Regions from separate parts of the Homo sapiens genome. Here region 1 is linked to region 2. The links are chromatin contacts, found by POLR2A ChIA-PET in ENCODE. All regions are on one chromosome and are shown on one strand. The core of a region is the stretch at or near the end of the contact, and the rest is flanking DNA. Distances in the headings are between cores, read along the strand shown.

Region 1 (3,334 bases), core at 502-3,001, 640 kb after region 2:
TTATAAAAGGCAGAAAGAAGGGTAGAAACACAGGTACAGTCACACCTTTCTAAACTGTTCAAGTACACAGCTCTTTGCTCGTCTAACCTAAGCAAGCATATATTTTGCAGTGCTTCTCAAATGTTTATGTGCATACAAATCACCTGAAGATCTCATTGAAATGCAGATTCCAATCCATACACCTAGGGAGGGGGTTGTGTTCTATATTTCAAAGACCTTGCAGGTGATGCTGAGGCTGCTGGCTGACAGATCACACTTGAGGAGAAATAAAAGCTAGAGCATCTGGAATAGAGGTCCCAAACTAGGGATCACATCCAACTCTTGACTTCAGGGGGTCTGCGTGCTTAGACGACAAAAACGAACACCTCTATTCTTTACCACCTCTAACTGAATTGCTTATTTCTTTCAATTATGAAGTAGGAACGGACCACAGTAGTATGTGCAGTAACTGTGACTTTATCACCAATCAAAATCTCATACCTTTTCCTATCACTTTACAGTTGTTGCAGATATCACCAAATATTACTTTATGACATGTTTATAATAATCTCTAAACACCATGACTCCTGGGGAATTACAGTAGTGATTAGACCCACTGCCAGCTCTTGTTATTTAATCTGTTAATAAAGAGATTTGTACCTTACTATTTTACAAATTAATGTGTTAATAAAGAGGTGTGTACTATTACTATTTCACAAATTTGATATCTTAAATATTTTGATAGCTGTATTTTACTATAATTGAGTTTTTTTGTAATCCTATGTGTTTTAGTTTTTATGCATTTAAAAGTATTATTCTTGGAAAGAGTTCTTAGGTATCACAAGAATTCCAGGAGGGCATGGCACAGAAAAGGTTAAAAACACTTGATGTAGAAGAAAGGGCTACCAGAAGTAGCCACTCTCCCATGGTAGTGACGGTACGCTCGGTGACTGCATGCTGGAGCCAGACTGCCTGGGTCTGAATTCTCCTTCCTACTTAGGTGTGAGACCGTGGACAAATGCTTACTCTCCCTAGACCTTAACATCGTGTAATACAAAGGAGTGGTTAAAGGATTTAATCAGTTACTGTTTTTAAGATGCACAGAGTAGTGCCTGGGTCAGAGTGAATACATTATAGTAGAAAATGTGAGTACTACATTCAGAAACTCAAACCACCATCTATTCAATGCCCATCTGGGAAACTGAGATAAATATTGCAAAATCCCTGTTCTCATCAAGTCCGTGGATTCAATGGGAGATATAGCAAGCAAGTAAACTGAAATGATGAACTAAGTCTCAGAAGGTAGGTAGGCACTGTGGGAATCCAGAGGAAGAAACTCCTGGCTGAGTAGGAAAAGGGAAAAAAGCTTTGCAAAATGCTCATCAAACACCTCCCCAAATCATTTCAACGTAGGCAAATGCAACCCATTTCCTCCTTGTGGCTTCTGCTGATTTCTTACTTCAATTCCCCCAAAAGCTCAGCATGCCTATGAAAATTCAATGCCCAGACTCCTTGCTAGCATTTTTCTATTTTATTAGAGTTATTCACATCTATTCTCCACTCCACTGGATGCTGGCTTTCCACAATACCATAACTGCCTGACAGGTTTGTGTCAATGCCAACACCTTGCCAGGACTAAAGGAATACCTTTCTTCCTGCAACCCAGGAAATGGCAGGCTGACACCACAGTGCTGCCCCAGTCTTCTTGGGCACAGAGACCCTCCAGCCTCCAGGGCAAGGTCAGCAAACAACTACCACAGGAAAGCAGCCCTGAGCCAGACATGAACATCATCACTATTTCCTCTTGGCTCCAGTGCCAGCTATTTGGAGATTCCTGGATATTTCTGTTGGGCGATTAGTGTTAGTAACAAAGATAGCTCCCATTTACTGGGCTTCACTGCATGCCAGGCACTGCATGCTGTACTTCCTATTTGTATTAATCTGCTAGGGTTGCCATAAAAAAACACCACAGTCTGGGCATCTTAGACAACAGGAATTTATATTCTCACGGTTCTGGAACCTAGAAGTCCAAGATCAAGTTGTCCACAGGTTTGGTTTTTTCTGAGGCCCCTCTCCTTGCCTGTAGATAACCATCTTCTCCCTGTGTCTTCACATGGTCTTCCTTCTATGCCTGTCTATGCCCTAATCTCCTATTATAAGGAAGCCAGTCATATTGGATTGGAACCTACTGCCAACAACCTTATTTCTGTTTAGTTACCTCTTTAAAGACCTTATCTCCAAATATGGTTACATTCTGAGGTACTGGAGTTTAGGGCTTCAACACATGAGTTTGATGTGAGACACAGTTCAGCCCATAACATTATCCAAGCCACAGGGAGCTATTGAAGATGAAGATCCCATGGCTCTGATAGATTAAGTAACTTGCCTAAGCTCACATGGTCAGGGGAGCTGAGAGTTGGAGCCAGAACACTCTGAGTCCACAACCAGTGCTCTGCCCACTCCACTAGCTTTTTCCTGGCCTGGTCCTTGGACTTTCTTAGGGGATCCCCAGGTCCTTCCCCCAGAACATCTGAATCAGAGTCCCAGAGGAAGGGGCTTGGGATTCTGCATATTTACAAACTCCTTGAATGCATCACAAGAACCTCTTCCCTACACCACACAGACTCCTACTACAGCTCCCATCCCAAGTCCTAGTCCTTTTAATGCCTCACCTCAGGGGATGTGGGAGCCCTGTGTGCAGAGTCTCCCTCCCCAGGGGTACCTGCTTTTCCCTGGAGAAGCTGATCTGCAGCAGGACCTGATGCTTACCTTGGGTTCCCAGGCAGGTTGTAGAGTGACTCACCCCCATCAGGCCCTTCCCAGGCCCTCCCCGTCCTTCCTTCCAGATGTAACTTCCCCACAGCTTAGTCCCAGCCTCTGAAGCCTACTCCACCGGTGGACCCTGAGTGGCTTCACCAGTGACCTGAAAGCTCGAGAATGGTATAGGCCAGAGAACATCTCCTCTGGTAGAAGCAGAGTTGGAGGCTGAGCTCAGCCAGCCTGCTTCCCCCGAACACTTCCCTCGGACACCAGTCCCAGAAGCCCTGAGAACACCAAGGTTTCCCTCAAAACTCAGTTTGAAAACCACTGTAGGAAACTGTGTATAAGCTGGATTTACCCTAGAGTCTACTTTGTTCACAGCTTTATGGAGGTAAGAATGAAGTATAACAAGCTGCTCATAAAGCGGACTATTTGATACATTTTAACCCACACATACGCCTATGAAACTATTACCACAATCAGGAGAATGAACATCCTCCACACCCAGAAGTTTCCTCATGCCCCTTGGTAATCTCTGTCCTTCTCTGCCCCAACCCCCAACCTTTCTACCCCTCACCCCTCCACCCGCAACCCC
Region 2 (3,404 bases), core at 120-2,619:
TTTAGGTTGACTAATTTTGCTGGTAAGTAACAAATTACTTTAGTTGAATTGGAATGTTGTAAAACTCCGTCAGTCGTGTATCATTATCTTGCCTCTATCAGTCTGTGCCATTTACCAATGTTTTGACCATCACCAAGAGAGTTATTTAATCATCTTTTATTTTCAATAATAAATTATTTCCTTGTTGCTACAGCACTCCAAGTCCTGTCAACTGAGGGAGAATTGTTTTCTCAGTTGCTGTCACTTTAGGTAAAGTACCAACTTTAAAGCACTTCTCAGCAGAGGCATAAAGTTATTATTTTGAGAGTTCATGAAATAGTGCTCCATTCTACTCTTTCACTTGATCTAATATACCATTTGCATTTATATGGCTTAACTTTTTTAACTGGCTTCCTGTTCTTCTCAGCCCCAAACCCTACATTCTGGTTTTTGACTCATCTCATAGTCCCTGCAGTCAGTCTTTGCCAGATAAAGGCACTGTTAAAGTGAGCTTTATCAATGAAAAACTTAAGAATTTCATGTATTGATGACAGTATTTACTATAAACTGCTTGCTTCTCCCCAGCTTTCAGAAATTTGTTTTATTCACTGGGTCCTATTAGAGCTGAAAGAGCATGATTGAGAAAGTTACAATTGTTTCAGCTTTTTGAATATGGCACAAGTGCTAGAATTCTGAAATACTGCCTTTGGCAACAATGTGTAGATATTTCCACCTGCAAGAGTCATTTTAAATGTTTAGATTTTGTCTCCTGTTATGTGGCCTGTATCTCAGAGAGGTCCCCTGCCACTAAAAACAAAAACAAACAAAAAACAGAAAAATAAATGAAAATTCAGCAAGCGTTGGGGGGACTCAAATTGTACTTCATTCTTCAATGATACAAGAAAGCAAGAAAACCAAGTATGCATTTTTAGGATTTATTTGGGGTCATTGGGGCTGGTAAGTGTTAAATAGGAAAGGATGCAATTGAAATTCCAGCTCAGTTATTTTATGTTTGTCACTGGAGAAAGCCAATTATTTTTCCGTTCAGCTACAGCTTGTTTCATTCCGTAGAAGACTAAAAAAACTTCCTTGTAAATTGCATTTAAAAAAATTTGAGTTTAAAGGTACAGCCAAGATTTCAATTTAAAGTACCTCATTGGATGAATTCATTTGAGACACAAGTAATCATTCCTTAATCCCTTAATTTGTTTGGTAAATACAAATTTATGTTTATGCAGTTTTCTTAAAGCAATCATAGCAAACTACTAAATTCATGAGCCAAAATGCTAGTGAAACTCAAACCTACAAAGCTAAATTCCCTCAGTTGAACAAGTCCAAATGAGGAAATCACACACATAAATGCATAAACACACACACTCACACACACACTTCCCGTATCAGCTCTGTCTCCATTTCTGACCTCATGTTTGCATTTAAAGGCAAGTAACTGATTCACATGAGGTTGCCGTTGTTAATGTTGCCTCTCAAACTAGAATATAAGCCATAGGAGGGTAGGGACCAACCTGGTGTTTGTTTTAGATGTCTTGTTGTGTGGAGAGTATCCCAGACATTTGATATCCTTAATTGTTGGCCAGATGGTAGGTAGTTTCAGTGTGAAAATATATATGTATGTGTGTGTGTGTGTGTGTGTGTGTGTGTGTGTGTGTGTGTGTGTATAGTACTGGGATTACAGGCGTGAGCCACCGCACCCGGCCCGTACTAGGTATTTTACTAGAATTATTTCCTGCTCTAAGAGATTTTAGAGTATTGATTATGTCATTCTTGACAGGTTTTAAAAACTATATTAGTATTACAAAAACATGTGCATGAAAAGGAAAATTGATGCTTTTGAGCTTATCTCTTTATTTTCTGCCCACATGGTGGTCTCCCTATTAGGTATTGTTTCTCCACTTCTGATCCTGGTGCCCAGAGGCTATGTGGGGCTGTCACTTGAATGAAAGCTGCATGCATCTGCCATGACAGAATCTGCCTTGCATTTGCTCATTTATAATGAAAACATTTTTTAAGTACAGAAAAATAATAGAAAATTCAAAAGTAACAGAAGGGTATGAAATAAAAAGTTGCTTCTCAACCTCAGTTTTCTACCTATTTATTTTCCTTTTACAGGGCCAAATAATGTTTGATTCTCATGTCCTTGCATCTACTCCCAGAGACCGTCTAAATATATAAGCATGCATGTGTGTGCACGTGTGTGTGTGTGTGTGTGTGTGTGTATTCCCTTTAAAAAGCAGTAACAGGCCAGGCGTGGTGGCTCAAGCCTGTAATCCCAGCACTTTGGGAGGCCAAGGTGGGCAGATCACGAGGTCAGGAGATCGAGACCATCCTGGCTAACACGGTGAAACCCCGTCTCTACTAAAAATACAAAAAATTAGCCAAGCGTGGTGTTGGGCACCTGTAGTCCCAGCTGCTCGGGAGGCTGAGGCAGGAGAATGGCGTGAACCTGGGAGGCAGAGCTTATAGTGAGCCGAGATCGCGCCACTGCACTCCAGCCTGGGTGACAGAGCAAGACTCTGTCTGAAAAAAAAAAAAAAAAGCAATAAAAGCAATAACAACAAAACAGAAATGGTGGTGTGTCAACCAGGGTTCCAGTTGCAAGCAGATGGCACCCTCAAATTAGGGAGATTTAAGGAGAGTTTAGTAAAACAAGTACTTACAAAGGTATGGATAGAGTCAAGGGAAACCACCACAAAATGGGAGAAACCATAGTGCAGATACTTAGGACTAGTAATTGCTATGTTGACTTGCTAGGCCCAAAGTGGCAAGGAGAGGGAAGAAGTAAATCTTGGAAATGACCTCCTGAAGAGAACCTGTGACCTCCAAGTGAGGGACTTGGCCAGCTGGAAAAGATTCCACAGAGGGAGCCAGAACACAGATACCTTAAATGTGCTCCTCATTGCTTCCCTTAGATACCGCTGGGTCACCCCATTGGCCAAACTTACTGGAAGCTTGAGGGCAAGAGAGCCGGTTGATGTAGTCCATAAAGATGAGCCTCCTGGGGCAGACAGTCTGGTGACCAAGGGTGGAGAACTGATCTCTAAGGGCAATAGAAGACACCCAGCCCAAGTAACTCTATACATTGGTCTCTACCTTGCTTATTTTCTTGAATGCTATAGCCTGGGCTTCAACACTTATAAAGATAGCCACATGGAGCTGCCCTCTGCTTTTTAGTCGTTGCGTTGTGTTCCTTGTTTGGATTTGTCTAATTTATTTTACTAGTCTTCTCTTGATGAGTGGTTAAAAAAAAAACCTGTTTGTCCTTACAAACAACACTGCAGCGAATTTATCAATGAATATCATAAATTTTTAGAAGCGAAAGTGCGAGGCAAAAGGCTATTTGCGTTTGCAGTGTTGATTGATATCAATAACATGTACTCCTGAGATGTTATACCTGTTTACAACACAGC

What was found. ChIA-PET counts read pairs that join two places held with the same protein, here RNA polymerase II (POLR2A).
Region 1: POLR2A ChIA-PET joins it to region 2 with 19 read pairs in PC-3. The contact joins two enhancer-like sites. POLR2A ChIA-PET finds 5 or more read pairs at or near these places in 2 of 52 experiments (PC-3 and activated T-cell).

The regions. Positions count from the first base shown.
Region 1 is chr3:31,275,925-31,279,258 of GRCh38, forward strand. No RefSeq gene overlaps it. Among named protein-coding and RNA genes, the nearest start is that of MIR466, 120 kb to the left of the region's middle. Within about 2 kb of position 1,752, at least 2 of the 41 ENCODE cell types and tissues checked have a DNase peak (open chromatin) inside an H3K27ac peak, as active enhancers do.
Region 2 is chr3:30,634,547-30,637,950 of GRCh38, forward strand. All of the region lies in intron 1 of TGFBR2 (transforming growth factor beta receptor 2), which reads left to right. Among named protein-coding and RNA genes, the nearest start is that of TGFBR2, 30 kb to the left of the region's middle. Within about 2 kb of position 1,370, at least 7 of the 41 ENCODE cell types and tissues checked have a DNase peak (open chromatin) inside an H3K27ac peak, as active enhancers do.